2 separate regions of the Mus musculus genome follow, and region 1 is linked to region 2. The links are chromatin loops, found by intact Hi-C in ENCODE. Cell type or tissue: heart. All regions are shown on one strand. Links, peaks and the distances in the headings refer to the core of each region. The heading gives the core; the rest is flanking DNA. Region 1 overlaps Pak2 (p21 (RAC1) activated kinase 2). Region 2 holds the start of Pigx (phosphatidylinositol glycan anchor biosynthesis, class X).

Region 1 (15,315 bases), core at 2,438-10,437, 58 kb after region 2:
GAATTCACAGTGGAATTCTAGCTCATTCTGCCAAGTGCTGGGATCGCAAGACACTAGGCTCAACTTCAGATGAGGCTGTTCTTCACAGTGACTTCAGTTAGGTGACATGGAGAAAAAGGCAGTGGCCTTAAGATTTCATGTCAACATGTGACTTGGGATTTTACTGCCTCTTCCTACTGCTGCCGTTTTGTTATTAAATAGGTTTCAGAAGTGATTCAAGAATTTTCCATGGTCTATGACAAGCAAACGTGGAAAATGGACTTACATTTTTAAACATGAATATATTTCGTCACTAAATCTAGGGTTTCTTCCTCCTCCTCTTCTTTTTCTCTTTTGTTTTGTTTTGTTTTGTTTTTTTTCGAGACTGAATTTCTCTGTGTAGCCCTGGCTGCCCTGGAACTCACTCTGTAGACCAGGCTGGCCTTGAACTCAGAAATCCCAAGTGCTGGGACTAAAGGCTAAAGGCATGTGCCACCACCACCACCCGGCTTCTCTTTTTTTTAAAAAAAAAGATTTATTTATATATTTTATGTATGAGACATACCAGAAGAGGGCATCAGATCCCATTACAGATGGTTGTGAGCCACCATGTGGTTGCTGGGAACTGAACTCAGGACCTCTAAAAGAGCAGTCAATGCTCTTAACTGCTGAGCCATCTCTCCAGCCCCCTCTCCTTCCTCTTCCTCTTTTTCCTCCTCCTCCCCTCTTCTTCCTCCTCCTTGTTTTTGGTCAGTGGTGGTGGTACACACCTTTAATCTCAACACTCAAGAGGCAGGCAGATCTCTGAGTTTAAGGCCAGCCTGGTCTATAGAAAGCATTCCATAGCAGCCAGGACTATACAGAGAAATTATATCTTAAAAAAAAAAAAAAAAAAAAAAAGGCCAGGAGTGGAGACATAACTTTATTCCTAGCACTCAGGAAGCAAAGACAGAAGCAGGAAGATCTCTGTGAGTTCTCAGACAGCCAGGGCATGATATTGTGAGAGGTACTGTTTCAAACAAACAAATTTACATTAACTAAGCCTGTGTGCATGCAAGTGGCTTTGAATCAGGGTGCATGTGTAGAAGTCAAAAGACACCTTGTGAGAGTTGGTTTTTTCCTTCTACCACGGGTGTCCAGGGGATCAAGCTCAGGTCGTCAGGCTTGGCAGCAGGGATCTTTACCCACTGAGGCACTTTGCTTGCCTGTCATTTTTATTTGATTGGACTAATAATATATCTTGGTACATCTCTGGGCTGCTCAGTCACGTTCATGTTTTCCTGTAATGTTTTCTATAGCCCTTAACATTTATGAAACATTCTGTCCATACCAGCTGGCCTCCCTTATTTATAATCTGGCCACCACAACTATGGTGATTTTCTGGAACTCAGATAGTCACCCTGTAAAACAGCTGGCTGGAATGTTAGGACAGTGTGGGACAGTGTGGTTTATGTAGCTTGAAGTTGGTGCCCATGTTGGACTAGATACCCATGATGAAGGACATATAGCATCTTTCCCAGTAGTATACATTGGGAAGTGGTGAGGAAGTTCCCAGGAGAAAAGCTTCGGAGGAGGGTTGGGTTTTTGGTTTTTTTTTAATGTTTTTCTTAATACACAAGGTTTTGTTTCTCTGTCATTTCTACAAAAACGGTATACAAATTAAACTATTAGTGTATAGCCAGCAAATACTTTCTCCTGTTTGCAGTATGAGTGTAAGTACAGGGACAAAAAGAGAACTAGAAGTTCTAGCCTCCGATTACTCTAGTCAGTCTGTGGAAAATGAAAGGTTGCATAGGGAAGGTGTAATTGTGTGTTTTCGTAAAGACAAAATTTTTTGAAAGCTTAATAATTACTTTCCCTCTACTCCTTTCCATAATTGATGTGACCTGCCTTCTTGCCACATCTCTTGTTGATAAATATATGTACCTGGAGGATCTAGAGGAAGTATGGACATTTTTCAGAAATGTGTCATTACTGGTCAAAAAGTGGTATTGTTTCCTGTGAGTGCTAGATGAGTAGTGTCATTGTGAGCAAAGAAAAGCATGTGCTGGCATGTTTATTACTGTCGTATGTACAGACTCTCAGACAGCACTGTAGTAGAATCACATGTGTCAGGATTCACCATCTCACTCCACTAGCAGGCAATACGTATGTTCTCCTTGGAAAATCTAGAAAGTTGAAGCATCAGAATAAAAAGTAAAGATTTGGTCCAAGTCATCATACAAGACTTGTTTTGTCTGCCTTGCTTTCAGAGTACTTTCTGCCTGTCCCACCTTCAGACCAGACATTGGAAGGTTTCCCTAGGGAAAGCACTTCTGACACACTGAACCCTGGCCTCATCTTTGATCTAGCTTGTCTTCCAGTTAGTTGTGTAATGTTTTTCTGTAGAAGTGGACAGCAAAGAGTCACCAGACATCTGAAGAAAATTCGAAGACAGAAGAGCCCAGAGCAACAGGGAGTACCAGATGACACATGCCTGTGAGACCAGCCTGGACTACTAAATGAAATCAAGTCTAGCCAAGGCTAAAAATCTATATCCAAATATCTATAATTTTATTAAATAGAAATTTAAAAGACGCATTCCACTTAAGTAGAAAACCAACAAGCCAAATAACTCAGCCAACATACATGTATACACAGCATAACCTTTAAGGAAAGAAGACAAATTCATGAAACAAGAAAATTATTGGGCTGGTGAGATGGCTCAGCAGTTAAGATCGCCGACTGATCTTCCAAAGATCCTTAGTTCAAATCCCAGCAAACACATGGTGGCTCACAACCATCCATAACAAAATCTGATGCTCTCTTCTGGAGTGTATGAAGATAGCTATAGTGAACTTACATATAATAAATAAATAGATATATAGATATATAGATAGATAGATAGATAGATAGATAGATAGATAGATAGATAGATAGATATTTAAAAAGAAAACATTATTATCAGAGGAAAACAGTGATCAAAGAACAATGAGAAATAATTCTTAGTAGGAGTATTTAAAATTAACCGAACAGGCTGGGGGCTGGAGAGATGACTCAGTAGTTAAGAGCACTGACTGCTTTTCCAAAGGTCCTGAGTTCAATTCCCAGCAATCACGATTTGTGGTTGGCCATGGATCAGAATGCAAGATGTATATAAATTCTAAGTAGATTCATAGATTAATGCAATTCCTGTCACAGCCCTAGGAGGCTTTTTGTAGAAATGTGAAACATTGTTATTTTCATATAGAAAAAAAAAAAGGACGTAGACTATACTTTGATTGTTTGTTATAAGGATGACAGTAATCAAGATAGACAGGATTGGCATAATGATAGACAGATGATTTTAAGAGAGCAGAGCATCCAGAAATAGATCCTTGGTTTTAAGAGCTACAGATTAGAGGAGGAGGACTGGGGAGGAGAAGGAATTGATGTATTTGAATGTGCAAAAAATGTTACTGATGTTGCAAGAATGTTGTAATTTTTTTTTACAGTACAACTATAGGAGAGTTCGGTAATTTAAAGATGTAATATTTACAGACTGTAATGAAAAGAAAAGTGTAAGCCAGGTATTGTGGCTCATGTATTCAACCTTAATATTCTTAGGCTATACAGGAGAATTGCCCTGAATTTGAGGCCAATGTGGGCTGGAGAATGAGGCCTGTCTCAGAAAATCAGGTTGGAGGAGGAGGGAGGGAAAGATGGTCGCTTTCACAAGTGGCGCCCGTAAATTGTGTCCAGCAGGGTGCATGTCGATATCAATCAGTTCCTATCATAAGTTCATTCATAATTGGTTTCAGAACTTACAAATACAGTAATAAGTGCCATAGATAGCCTTGTTTAAAGAGATAATTTTCTCCCCCATCCCCCAGGAAGTAAAAAGAAAGAAAAAGAACGGCCAGAGATTTCTCCCCCATCTGATTTTGAGCACACCATCCATGTTGGCTTTGATGCTGTTACGGGAGAGTTCACTGTAAGTTTACCTTTTGGCCAGACATGGTGGAATACAGTTTTAATCCACTTGGGAGGTGGGCAGATCTCTGAGTTTGAGGCCAGCATGGTCTACAGAGTGAGTGAGTCCCAGAACAGCTGGGGTTACACAGAGAAACCCTGTCTTGAAAAACAAAATAAAAACTACTGTACTTTTGTAATCCCAACACTGAGGCAGCTATGGGCAACTAAGGCAACTGGAACTCAGACTGTTTTCAGAGTTTCAGGCCAGGCTGAGCTATATAGTTGAAACTTTGTTTCAAAAGTAAGTAAGTACCGGCTGTAGAGCTAGCCTAGCAGTTAGGAGCACTTGCTCTTGCAGAAGACCTGGTTCAGTTCCCATCACCCACACAGCAGCTCACAGCCTTCCATTACATGTGCTGTGCAGGCATTGTCATTGGTCTGTGAAATGTTTTTATTCGAGCATTAAACCATAACTCATTTATGGGTTTCTTTTGGTTAGGGCATGCCAGAACAGTGGGCGCGGCTGTTGCAGACCTCCAACATTACCAAACTCGAGCAGAAGAAGAACCCTCAGGCAGTGCTGGATGTCTTGAAGTTCTACGACTCCAACACTGTGAAACAGAAGTACCTGAGTTTCACTCCTCCTGGTAAGACCCCAGACGGTGGTGAGAAAAGATTCCTTCTGGGACAATCAACAATGGAAGTATAGCTGTTGTCGCTCCTTCTCTCCTGCATAAATCTGCCCTTTAGAGAGTGTTGATGTCTGGTGATTATATAAACCTTATCATTTTGCCAGAAATAGAGTTGGTGGATGTTTGAGCTCTTTGCTTATTTAACCTTTTCCTCTATGATGCTTTTAAATGACTTCCAGCAATGGAAGGCAAAGCGTCTAAATGTATAGACAAGGTCATGCTTGAGATGGTTGTTGTGAGTAGGCTGTAGTGGAAGTGACTTTGTGACATAAATCAGCTCTGACAGGACAGTGCTTTGCCATCCATCCGGCGTTTTGGAAAACACCTTAATCCCATCACTCAGCAGGCTGAGGTAGACAGAGCTCTGTGTGTTCAAAGCCATACTGGTCTGTATTTCTAGCTCCACAGCAGCCAAGGATACGCCCAACCTTATACATGCAATAAATAAAATCTAAAATAGGGATGGGGGTAGGGGGAGAAACAACAACTAGCAGGGACTGTATAGCAAATATCAGGTCAGCTAGGGCTACATAGCAAAACCCTGTCTGCTTGTGTGTGTGTGTGTGTGATTTCCCAGTTCACTTTTCTTTCTCAGTTTGGTAATACATATCTTTTCTGTTTCACATTCAGAGAAAGATGGCTTCCCTTCTGGAACACCAGCAGTAAGTTAATAATTTATTATAATTTGCATTCTGATTTAGGTTGCTGTCTTAGTCAGGGTTTCTATTCCTGCACAAACATCATGACCAAGAAGCAAGTTGGGGAGGAAAGGGTTTATTTGGCTTACACTTCCATACTGCTGTTCATCACCAAAGGAATTCAGGACTGGAACTCAAGCAGGTCAGGAAGCAGGAGCTGATGCAGAGGCCATGGAGGAATGTTCTTTACTGGCTTGCTCAGCCTGCTTTCTTATAGAACCAAGACTACCAGCCCTGAGATGGTCCCACCCACAAGGGGCCTTTCCCCCTTGATCACTAATTGAGAAAATGCCTTACAGTTGTATCTCATGGAGGCATTTCCTCAACTGAAGCTCCTTTCTCTGTGATAACTCCAGCTGTGTGAAGTTGACACAAAACTAGCCAGTACAGTTGCCTAGAACAAGTCTATTTTAATTTGCTTGGTAAATATATAAAAACAAGGGTCTGGAGTGATTACTCCGCAGTTAAGGGCGCTGGCTGCTCTTCCAAAGGTCCTGAGTTCAGTTCTCAGCAATGACGTGGTGGCTCACAATCATCTGTAATGGGATCTGTTGCCCTCTACTGGTGTGTCTGAGTATAGCAACAATGTACTCATACATAAAATAAATACATCTTTAAATAGTTAAATGTGGTAGCCATCGCTTCCTGCCTTTTGGCTAAGATCAAGTGTAAATGTGGTAGCCATGTCTCCAACCCCAACTCTCAAGAGGCCAAGGTTGTGTAATCACTGTGAATTTGAAGGACTGGGTGACTAGCAAGACCGTATCTTAAAAAACCAAAAATAAAGTAAAATTAGCCATCAGATAAATACCTCTTTGTTTTTTCTTTCTTTCTTTCTTTCTTTTTTTAAAGTTAGCCATTTGTTTAATTGAAGAAACCATATTAAGTAAATAGGATTTGCTTGTTGGGCAGTTTAATCTTTATAATGGCTTCCAGTGCAATTTAATTACTCTTCCACTGTTTCCAGATTGAACCTGAATATGGTGAACTGGATGGCATAGTCTCTCCTCCCATAACCCCTACCAGTACCGTTCTGAGTGTGGTAAATTGTGTCACATTCTAAATAGTTTAAAAAACAAAACAAAACTTGTCAGCTCCTTTTCTTGCTTTGTTAACTGGTGAAGCTGGATCTCTTAAATTCCTCAAAATGAGGTTTATGTCTACAGAGTCCAGAGAACCTTCAGTTTGGTCTTAAGAAGATTGCTTACTTAACAGAGCACCGTGTGTGCTTATGTAAAGGGCAGGAATAGTGCCCCAGTGTACTCGGGAGCTCTGAACGTAGCTCAGTGGTAGAGCAGTCACACCATACACAGACCTCAGGATCAGTCATTAGCAGAGTCCCCTCCCACTGAAATGATACTCACCGTATATATTCATTTACTTTTTAATTGGTTGTATTGGAACCAGTGAAGTTTGGTAGTTTTTATATTAGCTATTGAAGAAATAAGCTTTTAAGACTGTTTTTATAGGGGAGCCCCATGTTAACCTTTGATGTTATTGGTTTATCCTCTCTTTGCTGCTGTGATGAATGCAGCTGAACACCAAGGGGTCAGAGACATCAGCTGTAGTGACAGAGGAAGATGATGATGATGAAGACGCTGCTCCTCCCGTCATTGCCCCTCGGCCAGATCATACAAAATCAGTGAGTGACAGGCTGATGACCCCCAACTCTGTGTCTTGAAATAATTGGTGTGTGTTTGAACTTGCTGTCAAAATGTTAAAAGGCCTTTGAGCTTAAAATACTGTATTATGGCTGGGCAGTGGTGGTGCACGTCTTTAATCTCAGCACTTGGGAGGCAGAGGCAGGCAGATTTCTGAATTCAAGGTCAGCCTGGTCTACAGAGTGATTTCCAGGACAGCCAAGGCTACAAAGAGAAACTCTGTCTTGAAATACCAAAAACAAACAAACAAACAAACAAACAACCCGTGTATTGTGGAGAAACTTAGATATTTTTCAGAACCTGCTTTTTGGAGCTGATGAAATGCCTCAGCCAGCAAGCCTGACAGCTGGCATCTAATCCCTGGGACCATATTGTAGAGGGAGAGAACTTACTCCTGCAAGTTGTCCTTTGACTGCCACGTGCACATTAGGACGTGTGTGCACACATATAAAACACAATAAGTAAATTAAAATTCATAAGAACAACTTTGAAACATAATGTCCTGAGTGGGTGTGGTGGTGTACAACTTTAATCCCAGCATGGCAGGTAGTCTCTGTGAGTCGGAGGCCAGCTGGTTTAGAGAGTTCCAGGCCAGCTAGAGCTACATACTAATATGCTAGACCCTATCTCTCAAATAACAAACAGAAAATTAACAGCTTCTTCAAAAGTTAAAATACTTAACTCATGAGGCTTTCCTTTCTAGATTTTTCCCCCATTCTAAAGAGTGTTTATTTCTTTAGGTTTCTCAATATAGGTTACTATTATATCTAAAACTTAGATCATTGTTGTTCCCTGGATTATATATTTTAATCTTGTTCTCAAAGGGCTGTATGTCCAATGAAGAGGTATTATTTAAGACTGAAGTTACTCACCAACTGAGAGAATTTTAAGAGTGGCTCCATGCAATAAGGAACTGCTCCAGCACTGCCCTTTCCGCTGTGGGGAGATGGCATGCAGACATCGTGCTGCCGCGGGGCGGAGCAGGCTCAGCAGGCGGCTCTGACTGCTGCAGGGATAGACGACTATTCTTTCTCCCTCAGGACAGGCTGCTTGAAAGGAAAGGGAAATGTTGAATTTGTGTAAAATTTACAGGGCAGGTAGTTACAGTTATTTCAATATCAAAACCCCTATTCTTTTCTCTTAGTATGTTATGTTGGGGTTCATTTTGAGCCGGGGTCTCATGTAGTCTAGGCTGGCTTCTAACTCACTATGTAGCTGATGCTGGCCTGGAACTCCTGACCTCTGACTCTGCCTCTCAAGCACCCAAATACAAGTGTGTGCCACCATGCCTAGCTTGCTCTTTTAGGGTTTTTATTTTATGCGTATATCTGTGTACCACATTATACCTGTTGCCTTATAGACATGCACCACTGTGCCTGTTAGCTGTGTGTTCCTTGTGTGACTGTACTGTTCCCATTCTTCAAAACAGTGGGAGGAGGAAACAAGGAATTTTCTGCTACCAAGATCATCTGAAAATGTTTTTTCTTAAGTAAGTCTCATCATGTATATCTCTGCAGATTTACACACGGTCTGTCATCGACCCCATTCCTGCTCCAGTTGGTGATTCTAATGTTGACAGTGGTGCCAAGTCTTCAGACAAACAGAAAAAGAAAGCCAAGATGACCGATGAAGAGATTATGGAGAAATTAAGTATGCAGTCTGTCCTTTGTTTTTGTAAAAACATTTGTCCCAGAGCTGGGGATATTTGTTGCTCACTTGGGAGCACTTGCTTAGTGTGTGCAAAACTTTGATCCCTGCCAACCACATGGAAAGGACATAATTTGAAACTCTGTCGAAGGGGAAGGGGCTTTGTATGTTTGTATGCACATTTACAATTTTTCAGTACAAACCTATATAAAAATGTCTCTTACGGACTGGCAAGACAGTTCTGAGAGAAAGGACACAACACCAAGTCTCACGACCTGAGCTCCATCCCTAGGATCAAGTGTAGAAAGAAAAGAACAATCCCTGTGTTCTGATCTCCGTACACAACACAGTAAACACACAAATGTTCCTAAAGAAAGTGACCTTCTGTAATGTACGTCAGCATAAAGTGTGTACTGGGTAGGGTCTTTTATTTCCTTTTAACTTACAACCCACCATTGATTCCTTAGGTCACACATTAAAAGGTAACAATAATATCTGCTCGTAAATCTCCAGCAGCTCCAAGGAGCACTCACTGCTGTGGTGGGGGTAGGGTGGTGGAGGAGGATGAAGAGGAAGCGGGAAAAAGAGGGCGGGCGAGTCAGGGAAAGACTCCATGTAGATAGTGTTTAAGTCATAAAGTTACTGCTTTTATTCTTCAGTACTTTATTATAAAGTGTGAACCTGCTTGTACCCTAGCCTTTCGTAGAAATACATCCTTCTCCTGGGAAAGCTGCTACTTCAAGCAGTAAGCCAGGGCAGTGCTACTGCCATCAAGTCATGGCTCAGTAATCTCATCCTCTTTGCTGTGGCTCCCTCTGCAGCTTTGTCTTACTGCGGGTTTGACTTTGTTGTAGAGCTCAGAGTGAAATGGCCGGCTTACGGTGGGGACTTGTAGACTACTCTGACTTAGTGTCACATGTTCATGTCTTACCTTGAACAAGTGACAGTGCTGTGTTATTTTTTTCCCATTTGACCTAATAGTAAATCTGAATTTAAATTATGACTTTTCCACAGTTTTCTGAATTTAGTATCTCTTAGCATATTAAAGATCTTTTTCAGTATACTTAGGTTAGTTTTCTTTTTTTAAGATTTATTTATTTATTTATTTTTTATGTATGTGAGTACACTGTAGCTGTCTTCAGACACACCAGAAGAGGGCATTGGATCTCATTACAGATGGTTGTGAGCCACCATATGGTTGCTGGGATTTGAACTCAGGACCTGTGGAAGAGCAATCAGTGCTCTTAACCCGCTGAACCTCCTCTCCAGCCCCCTACTTAGTTTTTATAAGGATACAGAAAAGTAGAAGATGGACTAGAAACATTTGAACAGCCACTTATGGGTTATTCTGCTATTTATTCACTTATTATTTCTGTTAGTAAGTAATTTCACAGTTTATCAAAGTCCTAGATAGGCATGAAGACTCTTCTGTGAAATCTCAGTACTTGGGAGACTGAGCCAGGAGTATTGGTATGACTTCAAGGCTAGCCTAGGCTACAAGTAGGTTCTGAGTTAGTCAGGGCTATCTCAAACAAATAATAGTCTAAGAAAAGGGCTGAGGATGGAGCTCACTCAGTAGAGTCCTTGCCTAGCATGCACTGAGATGTTAGATCCCAGCATTACATAAATAGGCTAGGATGCTGAATACTTGCATCCCAGCATTTGTGAGTTGGAAGCAAGAAGGTCAAAAGTTCAAGGTTATCTTCAGCTATGTATTGAGTTCCAGACTAGCCTTGTTTTGTTTTGGTTTTGGTTTTTAAATTAGTAATATATCACTCCGTTCTGAGGACCCCATGAGTTTTAGGCTTACAAAGCAATTGGTTATACTAAAATGTCATGATTTCTAAGAAAGTGAGTAAGAAGTCTAACCTTGTCAACAATGGTGATGCACAGCTTTAATCCCAACACTCAGGAAACAAAAGACAGGTGGATCTCTGAGTTTGAGGACAGCCTGGTCTATAGAGGGAGTTCCAGGACAGCCAGGGCTACACAGAGAAACCCTGTCTCAAACTAACAAACATTCCAACTGATGGAAAAGTGCAACCACCTTTTATTGCTTCTTATTCTTAATTCTCAACTTTAAAATTATGTGTATTAAGCTGCACGCGCATGCGTGTGTTTGTGTGTGTGTGTGTGTGTGTGTGTGTGTGTGTGTGTGTTTGGTATTGTTGTATGTATGTGTACTGAGTGCATACCTGGTGCCAGCAGAGGGCAGAGGTGGGTGTGGGATCCCTTGGAACTGGAGTTCTGGGACAATGTGAACCACTATGTGGGTGCTGGGAATTGGACCCAGGTTCTGTGCTTTCAAGCATTGAGACATTTCTCCAGTCCCTAATTATTTGTCTTTAGTATTGATTATTTAAAACATTATTTTTGAAGCTTGGTGTATGGAAAAACACTTTTATAATCAGTGTAGATTATTAAAAGGAATAATTCTCAAATTTTGTTTGCATTAAGTTTGCTTGACTGATTTCTGATTTTTGTTTAAAACAGGAACTATTGTGAGCATAGGGGACCCAAAGAAAAAATACACAAGATATGAAAAAATTGGGCAAGGGTAAGTGTTGCTCTCTTCTGACATCATATTCACTATGGCACCTCCCTCTGACACTGAGCACAGAACTGTTCTGCCTGGGAGATTGTAAATTCATAACACACTTGTATGTATATTATGTATTTATATTAAAATAAAACTGCACTTCTAGCCAGGCGTGGTGGCACACGCCTTTAATCCCAGCACTCGGGAGGCAGAGGCAGGTGGATTTCTGAGTTCGAGGCCAGCCTGGTCTACAAAGTGAGTTCCAGGACAGCCAGGGCTACACAGAGAAACCCTGCCTCGAAAAAAACAAAACAAAACAAAAAAACCAAAAAGACCCTGCACTTCTAAATTGGCTGTAATTATACACACTTGCAAACCCATCACCTGAGGGATTGCCACAGGTTGGAGAATAGCCTTAGCTCATAGTGAGACCTGTCTCAAAAAAATAAGCGTAATCCAGCACTGGTTAATAGTAGCTTTACATTGTCTGCCCTCTCTTCCCCTGTCTCCCTCTTTCCCTGACCCTATTCTAATCCTCCTTTTTACTTCCTCCATCATCATCTTCTTCAATAAGGTTTCCCTATGTAGCCCAGGCTGTCCCACATGCACTGTGTAGTTAAATCTTAGTGATCCTCCATCCTTTGCTTCCCTGGTGCTGTGACTACAGTTGTGTGTCACTGTGTGTAGTTTTCATTGCTTTTTGCTGTATGTCATTTCCCATAGGTGGTGAGGGATCAGATAGATAGAAATTTTATACTCATAATATATTTTAAAGACAATTGAAATACTTATTGCAGGCTTTTGGCAGTATTGGTTTTTTCTTTTATTCTCTCTACAAGTCTCATTTGTAGCACTGGTTTTAATAACAAAAAAAAAAGAAAATGAAAATCACCTTTTTTTCAATGCCGAGGATTAAACCTAGAGAGAGCTTCATGCATCTAGGCATGAATAGCTCTACTACTGAGCTATTTCTCTGGCTTTTTTTAACCTTTGTATTTTTACATATAATAGATAAGTTACATAGTAATAATGATGAATGAACAAAAGCAATTCTTATGTGTATAAATGACAATTATAAATCCAGTGTTAAAATTGCAGAGAAATTCATGAGACAAAATATTGTGAAGCTTAAAAATAAAGTCAAATATATTTTCTTAAGAAACATACCCATGTCTTTTTGTGATTAGAAGTTCAAAAAAAATGGCCTAGGAATGGTACCCATCTGTAAGGTTAGGGTCTGGTTCTTCCTTCCAGCCCCATGCTTCCAGAAAAAGACTCAGACTCCAAATATATTTACAAATTCCTTGATCATATATCTAGTCTTTTCTCTGACTTGATCATAACTTAGATAACCCAATTATTTTAACCTACATTCTGTCACGTGGCTGGTTACCTATACTCAGATACCATGCATCTGTCTCCTCACATCTTCCCAGGTGAATCTCCTGCCTGGCTCTCTCTCAGAATTCTTTTTCCTCCAGGATGTCCCGCCTTATATTTCTTACCTAAGCAAATTTATTTTTATCATTATTATTATTATTATTATTAGGTGCTACATCCATACAGACATAGATATTCTTTCTACACACATCAAACCCAGGATACACACAGAACATATACATCAGAGGGTCTTGTTACAAGGGTAGGAGGCAGCCCTCAAGTTTGTCATGGTTCATTATTTGATTTTGGTGGTTGGTTTGAGTTTTGTTTTCTTGAGACAAACTCTCTGACATCCAAACTAGCACTGAGTCAGCATCGCCCTCCTGCCTCACACTCTGTGCAGGTCCTAGGCACGGATACCCTGCCGTAGGTCTTTCTCTGCTGTAGGTCTTTGTTTTTTAGAAAAGGGTTTTTTTTTTTTTTTTGGTTTGTTTTCTGTTTTGGATAGTTTGGTTTTTTGTTGTTTTTTTTGTTTTTGTTTTTTTCGTGTGACACAATCTTTCTCTACCTAGCCCTGGCTGTCCTGGAATTCACTGTGTATTCTATATAGACCAGGCTGGCCTGAAATTCCCTGTCTCCTTCCCCTGAGAGCTGGGCTGACTGGTATGCACCACCACACCACACCACTTCTTTTTTTTCTTAAGCATAGAAGTAGGTTTGTGAGTGTGTGCTGCTTTTTCTATATTTTTATAGGTCTGAAATATATCATGTGTAAGGCTTGGCTGTAAGAATTGCCTTTTCATTTTCCTCTTTGTTTTGCATAACTCTGAGTCTAACATGTTAAATCTTGTTTTAGTTGTTCAAAGTCTGAGATCTTTGAATTGTGTAAATACAGTCATTTAAGAACTTGCATTTCATTCTGTCTTTTTTTTCCTGCAGGGCTTCTGGAACAGTTTTTACTGCCACTGATGTGGCCCTGGGGCAAGAGGTAGCTACTGTTCAAGTCTGCATGTTTGCATGTTGGCTCTTTGTATAGGAAAGAGGAGAATCGATGCATGCTTGATCATGAATGTGCAGTGACCAGAGGCTGTCTTCACCAAATAAGTGAAGCTGGCTATCCAGGAAGCCAGCAGGTCTGCCTGCATGCACTTCCCTAGCATGCACTTTCCTAGGTTTTATGAGTGCATGTCACCACAGCAGTGTTTGGGGTGGAAGGAACTCAGATCTCAGTGGTTGGAAGAGCTTTACCAGCTGAGCTATCTCCCTAGCCCTAGAGCTGGCATAAGAATTGATCTGCAGGGGGGTGGGGGGGCTGGAGAGATGGCTCAGTGGTTAAGATCACTGACTGCTCTTCTGAAGGTCCTGAGTTCAAATCCCAGCAACCACATGGTGGCTCACAACCATCTGTAATGAGATCTGACACCCTTTTCTGGTGTGTCTGAGGACAGCTACAGTGTACTTAGATGTAATAATAGATAAGTCTTTAAAAAAAAAAAGAATTGATCTGCCAAGTCTTCACAGCAGTTATTATGTTAGGTAAACAAAGAATGAATATGTTTAGTATCACAAATAAATAATTTTAAAATATGTACCAGTTTTGAATTTTAAAAATTAATTTTTTATATAGTTGGTTAGTAAACTTGAAGATAAATCTAGGGTTGGTCAGTGAGATGGCTCCTTGGGAAAGAGCACTCATTTTCCTGACCTCGTTCCCTGTTTCAGCATGTGTACCCATGGCACATGTGCACCCACATACGCAAAACAGACAGAATCAAGTTAAAAAGGTTTTAAATACAAATTCAAGCATAATTTAGACTAACACCAAACATTGTGTATAAGTTGTATACATGTAAAAACATCTCTGTGAGTAAGGCACAGCCTTGCTCTGTGAGATGTACATGTGAATTATCAACTAATCGGTGCTTGTAATTTTGTTAGAGAATTAGGAATGCTGTCTTGATGTTTCAAATATGTTTATTACAGGTTGCTATCAAGCAGATTAATTTACAGAAACAACCAAAGAAGGAATTGATCATTAATGAAATTCTGGTGATGAAAGAGTTAAAGAATCCCAACATAGTTAACTTCTTGGACAGGTAACTATGAGTGTTTTCTTTAAAGGCGAGATCTCCGGAGGATTGGTGAATAGCACTGTAACGGCAGCCTAGGAGGTTAAGACAGGGTGGGCCTGATAAGGGCCTGTCTTTAAAAAACGAGAATGGGGCTGGCGAGACAGCTCAGCGGTTAGGAGCACTGACTGCTCTTCCAAAGGTCCCGAGTTCAAATCCCAGCAACCACATGGTGGCTCACAACCATCCATAATGAGATCTGACACCCTCTTTTGTTGTGTCTGAAGACAACTACAGTGTACTTACATATAATAAATAAAATAAAAAAAACAAAAACAAAAACACTATCAGTAAGAGACAAGACGATATGTCTCCCCTAGAGCCCAGAAACCCTACCACAGCAAGCCCTGATGTTCCCACACAGCTGCAGCACAAGTAAAATGCCTTAAAATAGATTCTATGAAGATAATACAAGTCCTTAAAGAGGAAACAAATAAATTCTAAAAAAAAAAAAAAAAAAAAAAAAAAAAAAACAAGAATGAGTGAAAGAAAGTAAAAAATGAGAAAGAATAATCAAAATAGGGCTTATTGGCACTATAATGCTTTTCATGATTAATTAAGGTACCCATGATGCTTCATAATTACAATTAATTAAGGTATCCATGATGCTTCATAATTACAAGTATACAATGTGCACAAGTGTTTGAGTTTTATTAA
Region 2 (13,875 bases), core at 1-8,000:
TCCTTACACAGTGTGAGTCTTGGTCTAGGTTTGACTCAGTTCGTTGGATCTCTGAGTCGGTAATGACATTCGGCCTGGACCCCTTAGTGTGCTGCATTCGTACCAGAGACTACACACTGACCTCCTGGGAGCCCAAGAACTGACCGGCTGGCCTTCAGAATAATTTGATGTTTCAGCTAAAGGATCTCTGATTCAGCCTCTTTGTTCCTTTAAACTTTTTCCTTTTTCCAGACAGTATCTCATGTGGTCCAGATTGGCTTTGAATTTGTTATGGAGTGGAGGATGACCCTGGATTTCTGATCCTCCTGTCTCTATTTGCCAGTGTTAGAATTACAGTATGTGCTACTAACCTTGGTTTAGGGCTTGCTCAAGATGGAACCCAGGGCTTCAAGCATAACAGGCAAGCACTGCACTGGCTATGCCACACCCCCAGTACTTTTGATTTTATAAACATTTAGTGTTGAGAAGTCCACTAGACCAGGTCTAATCACCTTGTGCTTTTCAAATTCTTTCTTTCTTTCTTTTTCTTTTTTTTTTTCAAGATAGGGTTTCTCTGTGTAGCTCTTGTTGTCCTGGAACTCTGTAGACCAGGCTGACCTCAAACTTAAGAGATCCACCTGCCTCTGCCTCCCGAGTGCTGGGGCTAAAGGCATGTGCCACCACTGCCTACCCCCACCAGTTCTTTTATTTATCAAGAGGTTAGTTCTACTTACCAGGTATCTTCCCTGTTAGTCTGTTTGCTCTAGGAAGGCAGGAATTGTGTCCATTTTCATTAAGCTCTCAGTACAAGTCTGGAACATAGTAAGGGTAATCTTGTTCAATGCTGTGTAGTAATACAAGCAAGGTTACTATGTATCTTTCTGGGGCATTGGGGAGGAGTTAAATGCTGTTACACACTGTTAAATAATAGGAAGTACTGTTAACTGTTGCTAGAATTGTTAGTTTGCATTGAGGCTTCTTTAAGACCATCTAGGGCAACATTTTCACAGGCCCTTCTCTTATAGCAGCCTGAGGTGGGACAGTCATTCCTTTCCTCCTAACTGTCCAGACTCTTTCTTTCTCTGTTTCTGTTTCTCCGAGGATACTATAGGCGCAGCTGAAGACCGCCATCACTGCGAGCACTCCACCAGCCTGCACAGGCCTTAGAGAGCAGCATGCTGAGCAGGAGCCTCGGTGCGCATTAGTAGTCCTTCTGCTTTCACTCTAGACAGAGGAGCAGTCATGGTGGTGGCTCCGATGCAGACCACAGTATCCCTCTGCATGAGGGGTTGTGTCATGATTGCTGCAAACATCCTTGCCTCACATCTGGCTGCTCACTTCCGGACTCACCTGGACACGCCCTCATTGTGCTGCTCCGGGTGTTCCGTGTTATAACATGAGGCTCATTAAAAGACGGTTAAAGTGGCCTTTTCTTTCCTGCTTTTGATCGTTAGTGTTAGGAGACCAGACTGAGCTATCAGCACAAGGAAGAAGAGATGGTAAAACTGGCACACTGGTAGCAGCTTCCATCCTGACAGTAGCAGTTGAAGCCCCAAGAGGGCAACAGAAGGTCCCAGAGAGTAAGTAACCAAAGTGGAAACACTGGAGTAGAGGCAGCGGAAGTTATGAGAACTAGATGCTGAAGAGTTTCAGGAAGCTTCCGGGCCTTAAGCGATACTACTAGCCATTGTAGGAATGGAGTGTCACAACTGTAGTCCAGCAGATGTTGTCTTCTGGTGGCACTCACAGCTGCTGGACGAGGGGCATTACAGTATCTGGCAAATGCTTGCCAAATGGATGCTAATAGCATCTGACCTGAGCACCCAGAGCCATGCGTCACTAGCGTCTAAATCAGGAGGCCTAAGTCCCTACCTCTCAGTGTCTGGAACTGTCATCATCTAACGTGCTAGTCCAGGCCTTGGACACTCAAGGGCCTGGGAACTTCTACTCATGATTTCTATCCAGCTAGAGCAAACTGACCCCAGTCAGCTGACAACATAAGGATCAATAGCGAAACATAAGGATCAATAGCGAAAATGGCAGATCTGAAAGGCATCGTTCCTTATGCCTGTAATCTCAGAACTCAGAAGGCCAAAACAGCAAGATTGCCCTGAGTTCCAGGACAGCTGTTTGGGAACTCTGGTCCCTTACTTCTCAAAAAAAAAAAAAAGGGGGGGTGGGGGGGTTTGTAGGTAATCAGCCTCTCCACATTCAAAACAGTAATGTTTGTTTGGCTTTTACCTCTGCTCATTTGTCCTACTATAGTATTTTTCCAGGTATAAGAAACCCAGACATGGGCTGGTGAGATGGCTCAGTGGTTAAGAGCACTGACTGCTCTTCCAAAGGTCCTGAGTTCAAATCCCAGCAACCACATGGTGGCAAACAACCACCCGTAATGAGATCTGATGCCCTCTTCTGGTGTGTCTGAAGTATACTTATGTATAATAATAATACAGTATACTTATGTATAATAATAAATAAATCTTTAAAAAAACCAGATATTTTCAGATTAATACTTTCTGCTCTCTCTTTCCATCTCTACCCTCAGTGGCAAAGTACACTTAATTACAAGAATTGCTTAGGGCTGGCGGGATGGCTCAGTGATTAAGAGCACCAACTGCTCTTCTGAAGGTCCTGAGTTCAAATCCCAGCAACCACATGGTGGCTCACAACCATCCGTAATGAGATCTGACGCCCTCTTCTGGTGTGTCTGAAGACAGCTACAGTGTACTTACATATAATAAATAAATAAATCTTAAAAAAAAAAGAAAAATAGGAATAAAAGTGAGAGAAAGAGAAAATGAAATGTTCATCTAACTTCTATTCTTTTTTCTAGCTATATGTATGTCACATACATATATGCATAAATATAAATACATATATAGACTACAGTTTAGTTTTATCTCATACATACGGTTTCCTGTATTAAATGCAAATTTTATGGTTGCTAGGTAGATTTATCATATAGGATCACAGTCTGTATTCTCACCCTACTGACAGATGTGAGATTTTTACTCCTATGAGGTCAACCATAATAAAGTGCTGCCTTTCACATTGCTGGGCTTTGCCTTTGATCTGAGCCAATGCCCAGACACTATTCCCAGTTCACCTCACTAGAGTGTGATGTCAGTAAACTTTCCAGACACTATATGGTCTACAAACATAAGCAAAGGGCCACACTTGTGAATAGAGTCGATAATAACGTAAGGTCTTCACTAAAGAGTTTTCCTTTTAATTTATTATTATTATTGTTGTTGTTGTTTCAAGTCAGGATTTTCTGTGAAGCTCTCGCTGCCCTGGATTCACTCTGTAGACCAGGCTGGCCTCAAACTCAGAGATCTGACCGCCTCTACTTCCCGGGTGCTGAGATTAAAAGCATACACCACCACTACCTGGCCTTTTTTTTTTTTTGTTTTTGTCCATATTTCTTAATAGCATGTTTGTAGTGCTATATTACACTATCCTCCCACTTTCGAGACCCCATAACCTGCCTGCCGTTCAGCACCAGCACTAGGTCAGCTAACGCACTGGGAGGAATGACATTACATTTACCTAATGTATTTTTACCTGATATACTTTTCCTACTAGAGATTTGTTCCCCACAACACCGAAGGGAATACTGAGGTCCCGATTCATGTCCTCACCAATGCAAGGCGACCCTACTTACCCTTGAAGAAGTACAGGAAGTGCACATCTGAACAGCAGTGAGGGGGTGGTTTCCATCCTACTGCACTGCACAGAGGAGCTTAGGTCGACTTTGAGGCGAGGTGGAGCCTGACGCTGCAGGAAACGGCGATAGCCATAGCCTACAGGAATAACCATGGGGTGAACTCAGAGGCAGGGGGCTCAGCCCGCACGCATCCGGTTGTGGGCAGGAAGCGGGGCTGAGCGCGGGGAGTGCGGTCCTAAGGCAGCTCGCCCGGTCCAAGGGCCCACCTAGGCGCCCCGAGGATCGTTCCCAAGGCAACAGAAGGCTCTCAATTTGCGCTTGCGCAGCCTCTCGCCCCGCCCCGGCCGGGATGACGAGGGGCGGGGCCAGGGGGCTGGCCTCTCCGGAACCTGGAGTTGTAGGGAGATCCTAGGGTGGAAGTGTTAGCCGAGTTCTGTTCGGGTCATCGGGAAAGGTGAGCGCGCGCTCAGCGTGCTCAGATTCCTTCGGTGACCGCAGCTTGCCCCGAGCGCCCCTTTCGGGCGTCGGGCTCCGGCGTCCTGGCTGCCGGCGCTGTGGCCTGGCTGCTCCTTTGGGCAGCCTGGCTGGTCGGCAGGCTCGCCGCGGACTTCAGCGACGCCCCTTTCAGCGCTGGTAAAGGTCAGGGGGCTGAGCGAGTGTGTGCGGAGCTGGGGCGGAGGTGGGGAGCACCCGCGGCGCCTGGGGTACCCGAGGCCGGAGGAAGTTAGCAACAAAGGCCCTGTGCGCCCTTCCCTCCTTGTGATCTTTGCTGGGGGTCCCATCCCGGGCTTCAGAGCCGGGCTTTGTCTTTCCAAGGCGGGACTGGCCACGCTGTGACCCAAGTACGAAACAAGTACAGCAAGCCACGAAGTATCTTGGGGTGCTTATGGTTCCCCTGAAGATGCCTTGTGCTGCCTGAGAGGCAGTGAACCCTCGGCATCCAGCGAAGTGTGAGAATGCCCAAACAGCATGTATGGGAGAAGGGGTGAGGTGATGTGTTGTGTGACATACTTCCCAGGGACACACGCACGCACGCACACACGCACAACCTGCTCACTCCAGAAAGGTAACCTTTGTACCAGTGTCCAGTTTGGTAAACCAATGATTTTTTTTTTTTAATTGGGGCTACTATTAGAAATATGGGTGAGGGGCTACTTACTAGAAGCAAGGATAACTCAAAAGAAGCTGCATCAGTAGAAAGATAAAATGGGTGAGTCCTGAAAACTGCAACCCTGGAGCTCACTAAGCGACTTCCAGACAGCTCTTCAGTCCTAACACTAGTTTCCCCCCTCCCATCTCTTTTTCTCTGCAGTTTGCCCCCAGCAACTGTTGACTCGCTTTTATATTGTAGGACCCTCAAGCGTCTCCCAACTGCTTATTCTCCTGGCTTCATGTTGCTGAGTAACAGGTTTATCAGTGATTCACACTCTTATTTTAATGTTCTTCCCACACATTTCTTGCCAGTGTTTTAGAGCAGGGTACCTGGCTACTGAACCTTTAGGGTTTGTTTGTTTCTTAATATTTGATACTTGAGAAATGGTCTTTCTTGGAACTTGGTATGTAGACCAAACTGAGTGCTGGAACCAAAGGTGGTGCCATCTCACCAGTCTTGAACTTTTAGTCACTGAGTAATAATAGTTTTAGTGAATCATTTTATGAAGATTTCTGCTTATTCCAAGTGTGTAAGTGAACTCACTGAATCTTCATGTGCCCCTCATTTTCTTGCCTTTTTTTTTTTAAAAAAAAAGCCTCTCCCAACATCTTCACAAAGTATCAGTGTACAATCTTCCCAGACTTGTAGACACGGGCATAAGAATACAGAAGTTGCTGTGTTGCTGTATCACGTATCAGACATGATTTAGTGAGCCAGAATAGTGTCTTAAGATCACATGAACAAGCCGGGAGTGGTGGCGCACGCCTTTAATCCCAGCACTCTGGAGGCAGAGGCAGGCGGATTTCTGAGTTCAAGGCCAGTCTGGTCTACAGAGTGAGTTCCAGAACATCCAGGGCTACACAGAGAAACCCTGTATTAAAAAAAAAAAAAAAAATCACATGAACAAAATCCTTTGTGTATGGAGCACTTTTTTGACTGCTTCTACATGTATTAAATGCCTGGGACAGCCACAGAGAGGCCTGGTCTACTTCAGAGGCACAGCTATTACATCATGGAAAGCTGACAAGCCGACTCCAGTGGCAGAGATTCTCAGCCTCACTGATGTACTGCCAGAAGTAGATCTCTATGGAGCTCAACCTGCGTACATTTAAATTTTTTAAATATTTTTTATTAGGTATTTTCCTCATTTACATTTCCAATGCTATCCCAAAAGTCCCCCATACCCTCCCCCCCACTCCCTTACCCACCCACTCTCACTTTTTGGCACTGGCGTTCCCCTGTACTGAGGCATATAAAGTTTGCACGACCAATGGGCCTCTCTTTCCACTGATGGCCGACTAGGCCATCTTTTGATACATATGCAGCTAGAGACAAGAGCTCCGGGGGGTACTGGCTAGTTCATATTGTTGTTCCACCTATAGGGTTGCAGATCCCTTTAGCTCCTTGGGTACTATCTCTAGCTCCTCCATTGGGGGCCCTGTGATCCATCCAATAGCTAACTGTGAGCATCCACTTCTGTGTTTGCTAGGCCCCGACATAGCCTCACAAGAGACAGCTATATCTGGGTCCTTTCAGCAAAATCTTGCTAGTGTATGCAATGGTTTCAGCGTTTGGAGGCTGATTATGGGATGGATCCCTGGATATGGCAGTCTCTAGATGGTCCATCCTTTTGTCTCTGCTCCAAACTTTGTCTCTGTAACTCCTTCCATGGGTGTTTTGTTTCCAATTGTAAGAAGGGGCAAAATGTCTACACTTTGGTCTTTGTTCTTCTTGAGTTTCATGTGTTTTGTAAACATTTAAATTTTTTACCTTGCGCTGTTAGGTGGTTAGACTTTTCTAGCAAGTAAAGCCGACTAGAGTAGTTATTTTCTAACTATTTAAGATTTCTCTCCCTGTGTGTATTTTCATTTGTAATGTCTTGATTTTTATAGGTGTAAGGGCCACTTGTTCTGAAATTATTTTAAGGCAAGAATTTTTGAAAGATGGTTTCCACAGGTAGGTTGCCCACTGATTTCTACTTATATTAAACAACTGCCTAATAATTATGGATAAACTGAACATTTGTTTCCTTTTTTTCTTTTTTTTTTTTTTTGCTTGTTTGTTTTGAGACGAGGTCTCATATAGCCCAGACTGGCCTCAAACTTGCCATGTAGCTTGGGATAACCTCAAACTCTTGATCCTCCTCTCATTCACCCCAGGGCTGAATTACAGATGTACGCCACTGAGCCTGGCTTTCTTAAAGTTACAGAGTAACAGATTTGTCATATGTGGTTCATATATTGAAGTGATTAAATGATTAAAATAATGGTGGATTAATAATTGCTTACTGTGTACATATATATGTGTAATTTTACTTTTAAGAAATGAAAGACGAGCCTACAGTGGTGGCCACGCCTTTAACCCGAGCACTTTGGAGGCAGAGGCAGGCGGATCTCTGAGTTCGAGGCCAGCCTGGTTTATGAGTGTGGTTTATTTTCCATTTAAGTAGTTACTAGATTGTGTGCTATTACTTCGAGTTTACTGCTTCTATTTCTTCTTTGATACCAGTCTTTTTCCTCCTCCTCTTCCTCCTCTTCCTCCTCTTCTCTCCCTCTTAAAGATTTATTTATTTATTTATTTATTAAGATTTATTTATTTCATTTATATGAGTACCCTGTAGCTGTCTTCAGACACTCCAGAAGAGGGCATCAGATCCCATTACAGATGGATGTGAGTCATCATGTAGTTGCTGGGATTTGAACTCAGGACCTCTGGAAGAGCAGTCAGTGCTCTTGAATACTGAGCCATCTCTCCAGCCCTAGTCTTTCTTCTTTCCGTGCTCCAGCTTCACACTTTGCTCTCACTGGCTCTGACTCCTTGGTCTCTCATGATTCAGTCTTTAATTGCTTTTAATTAGGCATTCAGAAATTTTACTGTACATCTTTTGAAGTTATAGTTAAGTCTTTAAAAAATGAAAAGCAAACAGAGCTGAGCAGTGAAATGGCGCAGCAGGTAAAGGTGCTTGCCCCAGGACTAACATGGTGGAAGGAGAGCGCTGAGTTCCACGAGTTGTCCTGTGACCTCCACATGTTAGCCATGGCAAGGGCATGCCCGCACATATATACACACACATAAAATAAATAATTATCCAAATCACTTCCCTTTCCCTCAGTAAGTTTCTGCTTATCTTTAAATCCTTGGACATGTTAGGTATATTTACAGATACATTAAATTTATTAGATTTATTTATTCTATGTATGTTTTGCCTATGTGTGTGTACCACATGCATGCTTGGTACCCATGGAAGACAGAAGATGGATAGCGTTGGATACCCCAGAACTGGAGTCACGGACAATAGTGAGCCGCCATGTGGATGCTAAGAATAAAACCCTGGTCCTCTGTACAAGCAACAAAAGCTCTTAATCTATGAGTCACATCTCCAGCCCCTTTTATGACTTTTAAGGTACACTTGCCCTTCCATTTCATAATATCATAAAGATAAGAGGTTTGGGGCGGTGGTGGCACATGCCTTTAATCCCAGCACTTGGGAGGCAGAGGCAGGCAGATGTCTGAGTTCGAGGCCAGCCTGGTCTACAGAGTGAGTTCCAGGATAGCCAGGGCTACCACAGAGAAACCCTGTCTCGAAAAACCAAAAGGAAAAAAAAAAAAAAAAAAACGAGTTATTTTTTTAAAAAAGGGGCTGGTGAGATGGCTCAGTGGGTAAGAGCACCCGACTACTCCCGAAGGTCCAACATTCAAATCCCAGCAACCACATGGTGGCTCACAACCACCCGTAATGAGATCTGATGCCCTCTTCTGGAGTGTCTGAAGACAGCTACAGTGTACTTACATATAATAAATAAATAAGTAAATAAATAAATAAATCTTTAAAAAAAAAAAGATAAGAGGTTTGCTCTGGCTCCTATTTCTGGATGTACAAGGTTGAAGTATGTCTTACGTTAGGGTTTCTAGTGCTGTGATTAAACACTGTGAACCCAAAGCCACATGGGGAGGAGGGGTTTATGTCATCTTACAACTCTTAGGTCACAGTCCAGAGACGTCAGTGCAGGAACCTGGAGGCAGGAACTGAAGCAGAGACTGTAGAAGAGTGCTGCTGACTGGCTTGCTCCACATGGCTTGTACAGTTTGCTGTCTTGTACAGCTGCCCAGGGATAGCACTGCCCACAGTAGGCTGGCCCTCTCACGTCAATCATCAGTTAAGACAGATTTGTCCACAGGCCAATCTGATGTAGACATTTTCTCATTTGATGTTGCCTCCTTCCATGTGACCCTAGCTTGTGTTGAGTAGACAAATAGATACTAAATAATAAAAACAAAACAAAACTCCTAACCTCCCCAAGAGGCCACACCTGGTAGTGACTTTCTTGCTGACCAGATCTAAAGGTAGCACTGTACATTCACATGACGAGACAGAAACAGCATGTCTGTGCCGGCCTCTTTCTGTTGACTGGTATTTTTTTTTTCTTTCTTTTTTTTTTTTTTTTTTTTTTTGGTCTTTTTTTTTTCTTGTTTTGGTTTTTTGGTTTTTTTGAGACAGGGTTTCTCTGTGTAGCCCTGGCTGTCCTGGAACTCACTTTGTAGACCAGGCTGGCCTTGAACTCAGACATCTGCCTGCCTCTGCCTCCCAAGTGCTGGGATTAAAGGTGTGAGCCACCACCGCCTGGTGACTGGTATTTTTCTTGCTGTTGTTCATGTTTTGACTCTCTACATGGTCAGGAGCGTGTGATGAATGTTGACCCTGTCAAAGCGCTGTTGTTTGTAGCTCTTGTTTTCTTCCTTTAGAGACTCTTGGGCTCTTCCTGCTGTCAGAGAAGGCTTTTATTTATCCGATTGAGCCTATAACCTTTCGTTTGTTTAGTACAGAGTTACGGAGGTCTTCACTTTGAGGCTAACTTCTCTAAGCCCTTATCCTGTTGGGGTCTGTACTGAATGCTTGTGTTTTATGTGGTGACCGGTCAGAACTCGATTGCTTTCTAATCTGGAATGAAGTTTTGGAATGCTTTAGTTCCCAGCTCCTTGGTCACTTTTTTGCTCAGGCTTCTGGACTTTCATCTTAGCATCCAAGAATTTCTATTTGGATTTTTAAATTTTATTTATTTAATTTTAATATAAGCTCTTTTCTGGACTTAATGCCGTGGCTTCCAGCCGCTCTGGTCTCTCATGACCTGTTTCGCTATTTTCTTAAGCAGAGCACCATACTGTACTTGGGTCTCCTCTGCACTGTGGTCCAGAATTTGCCTCTGGACAGAGAGCTGGGACAATTACACACCTTATTTTATGTCGGTGTTCGGCTTGTTTTGAGATAAGATCTCACCAAATAGCCTAAACTGGGTTTAAAGTTTCAGAGATCCTTCTGCATTGGCCCAAGAGCAGAAATTATAGGTACGTTCCCTCTTCCCCCAGTTTGTAGCCTATTTTAAACTAATTTTTATTATTATTTTAATTAATTAACTAATTAATTAACTTTTTATTTTATTTTTGTTTTTCAAGATAACCTCCTGGCTTAAACTAATTTTTAAAGAAGTTTATTTTAGCCAAGGATAGTAGTGCCTGCCTTTAATCCCAGCACTTTAATCAGAGGCAGGTAGATCTCTGTGAATTGGAGGCCAGCCTGTTCTACAGAGTGAATTCTAGGACAGCCAGGGCTACACAGAGAAACCCTGTCTTGAAAAACAAAAAACAAGCAAAAAGACTTATTGTGTGTATGTGTGTGTGTATGTATATGAGTACCTACTGAGTACATGAGTCCAGGTATGTGTGTATGTGTGTGATACCTGTAAGTATATGTATATGTGTGCAGGTGTGTATATATTTGTGGGTAAGTGTGTGCAGTTGTGCATGCCTGTGGCTATACTATATGAGTGCAGGTGTGTATATATGTGTACCTGTGAGTAAGTGTATGCAGCTGTGTGTGCCTGTAGGTGTGTGTACATGAGTGCAAGAATATGTGGGCCTGTGGGAATGTGTGAGTGTAGGTGCCTGAAGAGAGGCCTCTAGTCTCTTGGAGCTAGAGTTACAGGCTATGAGAGCAAACCTAGCATGGGTCTGAAACTGAACTCAGGTCCTCTGCAAGAGCAGCACTCTCTTAAGCACTGAGCCATCTCCATTCCTAAGTTAATGCTTGTAGAACTTCTGAAGTAAACAGTCTTTTCCTACACAGAGAACCCGTGTCGGCACCCTTATTGAAAGACACTGCTTTCCCCACCAATCATACTACAGGTCCTTCTCTGGGACATATTAACATAGGTGTGACTACTTTTGGATTTTATTCCTTCATGTTGATCTTCATCTGTTTTCACACTAGCACTTTGCTGTGGCTTTATGGCATGAGTTATGAAACATTTAATGGGTGATCTCCTGTGTTATTAGTATTTCATTTGACATGATAATCTATTTTTAGAAAATGAATTAGAAATATAGTGTCTATATTTATATTATGACTGTAATATAAATCTTTTTTATTTAATAACTGAGTGAGAAGATTTACTTTAAATATCCTTATCTTACAGAGACCTTTTAATAAAAGTGAAATTTGGAGAGAGCATTGAGGACCTACAGACCTGCCGGCTCCTAATTAAGCATTACATTCCACCAGGACTCTTTGTGGATCCCTATGAGTTGGCTTCACTACGAGAAAGGAACTTAACAGAGGTACAGATACTGGGGAACTTTTGTAGAGAAATTAACATAGGAACACTATGGTGTGGATTAAGGTAAGATGGTAGATAAAGCAACATTGTAGTTTTGTTCCAGTTCTTAAAGTACTTTTTTGCAATAGTGTAGGCATATCCTTCAACAAATGAGTGACAGTTGTCAGGACCAAGCCAACCTGAGGGAGTTGAATGCTTTGCAGGGGTATAGTTCATAGGCCAGTGACTAAGCAAGTTAATGTATACATGTGTGTCTCTGTCTCTGAGAAGATGAAGGTTAATAAAGAGCGATCAGCTTGGGTAATAGGAAAGACACTGGCTCCTGTGTATGCTGTGTTTGTGTACTGTATGTGCATGTGTGAAGGCCACAGGCTGCCATGGGATGTGTCCTCTATCTCTCCCTCTTCTGATTTGTGGCTGGGTCTCTTATTACTCTCCTATTGCCATGATAAAACACCATTACCAAGACAACTTACAAATGGAAGTTTAATTGGAGTTACGGTTCCAGAATCTATGGCAGGCTGAGGGCTCATACCCAAGCAGGAGGCCGAGCACACACTAGGGTTGTGGAGGCTTTTGAACCTAAAAGCCTGCTCCTCCCCTCGTGACCCCTGTGATTCCCCCACCTGCCTCTGTAAGGACACACCTGCTAGTCTTGCCACGGCCTCTCATTGAACCTGGGGCGTGGTCCTTTTGGTTAGACTGACTGACCAGCCAGATCAGAATCTACCTATCGCCCCTCCCATCCCTCACCAGCTCCAGGGTTACAGAGAGCAGGACTGGTCTGGCTTTTATATGGGTTCTAGAAAGCTGAACCGGGGGCTGGTGAGATGGCTCAGCAGGTAAGAGCACCTGACTGCTCTTCAGAAGGTCCTGAGTTCAAATCCCAGCAACCACATGGTGGCTCACAACCATCCATAACAAGATCTGACTCCCTCTTCTGGTGCATCTGAAGACAGCTACAGTGTACTTATATATAATAAATAAATATTAAAAAAAAAAGAAAAGAAAAGAAAGCTGAACTCGGGTCCTCAAGACATCTTCCAGATCTCAAGTATTTGGTGGCTAGTAACATAATAGGGGAAATGAAAAATAGTGTATTATAGAAAAGTAAAAATACGTCACAATTAGTAGGTTGCTGCTAAAACTGCTTAGGAAGAAACTCATAGTGCTGAATGACTGAATATATAAGAAAGATGAAAGACCTCAAGTAAATAAGGGTCTGGAGAGAAGGTTCAGTGGGTGGAATCATTTGCTCTACAAACATGAAGACCTGAGTTCAAGTCCCCACAACTCATGTAAAATCCAGGTGCTTGTGTGGAGAGAAGGGAGAGAGAGAAGAGGATTGAAGGTGACCCCCCAGAGGCTCACAGTCCAGCTAGGCAGTATGTCCCACATAAGCTGAAAGGCAAGAGCTGACTCTTGGGGTTGTTCTCCTGGTACCCAAATGTGCACATGGTGTGTTACACGTATATGTGCAAGTGCATGTGTGTGCAAGTGCGCACACACACACACATACATCTCAGCTAGGCCTCTTTAAGAAGAGCAAATGATCCGGGCATGGTGGCGCACACCTTTAATCCCAGCACTTGGGAGGCAGAGGCAGGCGGATTTCTGAGTTCGAGGCCAGCCTGGTCTACAGAGTGAGTTCCAGGAGAGCCAGGGCTACACAGTGAAACTCTGTCTCGAAAAACAAAACAAAACAAAACAAACAAACAAAAAAAAGAGCAAATGAAGAGGCTGAGAAATAGCTTAGTGGTAACAGTGATTGCTGCCCTTTGGTTTCCAGTTCACAGCTGCCTGTAAACTCCAGCTCCTGGAGGATCTGATGCCTGTGTAATAGGGAACAGAATTATTGCAACTTCATAAGCAAGAACAACTGGTATTATTATAGGCCAGCACATAAAGTTTCCACTTAGGAAAACAAATACCCTTTTAACAGTAAGTAGAATGAGCTGTAAAGTAATGAGCTCCCTTGTGGCCATTAAGCGTTAAAGTAGTGGCTGAATATTTGGTAAATCTCTTCTTGAGACAGTGGTTTAACGTGGTCGCTTCTGAGGTCCCTTAATGATTCATGTCTGTATATAACCCTGACATTTGCTAGTGGGTTGCTATTCCTGTGGGTAGGAGGGAAAGGACATGTAAGAGGCACGTAGGTTTTGCTGTCACAGCCAAATAGGAACATTATAATGCTTGCTGCAACCTAATGCTTGTGGTTTCTCCAGGGTGTGTCAGAACTTCGCATAGAAAATCTGAAGAGGGGCTGGAGAGATGGCTCAGTGGTTAAGAGCACCGACTGCTCTTCCAGAGGTCCTGAGTTCAATTCCCAGCAACCACATGGTGGCTCACAACCATCTGTATTGGGATCCGATGCCCTCTTCTGGTGTGTCTGAAGACAGAGTCAAGTATACTCATATAAAATAAATAAATCTTAAAAGAAAATGAATATAAAAATTAGTCAG

The links. A loop is a pair of places that touch in the nucleus more often than their neighbours do. Peaks named below come from ENCODE experiments on the same cell type or tissue, not always from the same donor. Only the 100,000 strongest peaks of a DNase experiment are listed, where the experiment ranks them.
Region 1: a loop joins it to region 2, with 2.4 times the contacts of the local background. A loop is called at or near these places in 6 of 42 quality-filtered maps.

Annotation. Positions count from the first base shown.
Region 1 is chr16:32,033,097-32,048,411 of GRCm38, reverse strand. Pak2 (p21 (RAC1) activated kinase 2) reads left to right here. Exons shown (of 15, transcript NM_177326.3): 3 at 3,831-3,931; 4 at 4,412-4,559; 5 at 5,235-5,266; 6 at 6,837-6,944; 7 at 8,481-8,613; 8 at 11,104-11,167; 9 at 13,469-13,517; 10 at 14,513-14,625. Among named protein-coding and RNA genes, the nearest start is that of Gm26419, 25 kb to the left of the region's middle. In heart, for the core only: a CTCF peak has its summit at 5,861 (motif pointing left); no DNase peak of the experiment used is centred there.
Region 2 is chr16:32,089,883-32,103,757 of GRCm38, reverse strand. It overlaps Pigx (phosphatidylinositol glycan anchor biosynthesis, class X), which reads left to right and starts at 4,031. Exons shown (of 6, transcript NM_024464.3): 1 at 4,031-4,288; 2 at 6,695-6,758; 3 at 11,273-11,414. The coding sequence starts at 4,189. Cep19 (centrosomal protein 19) reads right to left here and starts at 3,969. Exons shown (of 4, transcript NM_025892.3): 1 at 3,647-3,969; 2 at 714-791. In heart, for the core only: no CTCF peak of the experiment used is centred there; a DNase peak (open chromatin) is centred at 3,977; H3K4me3 peaks cover 2,099 bases; H3K27ac peaks cover 1,426 bases.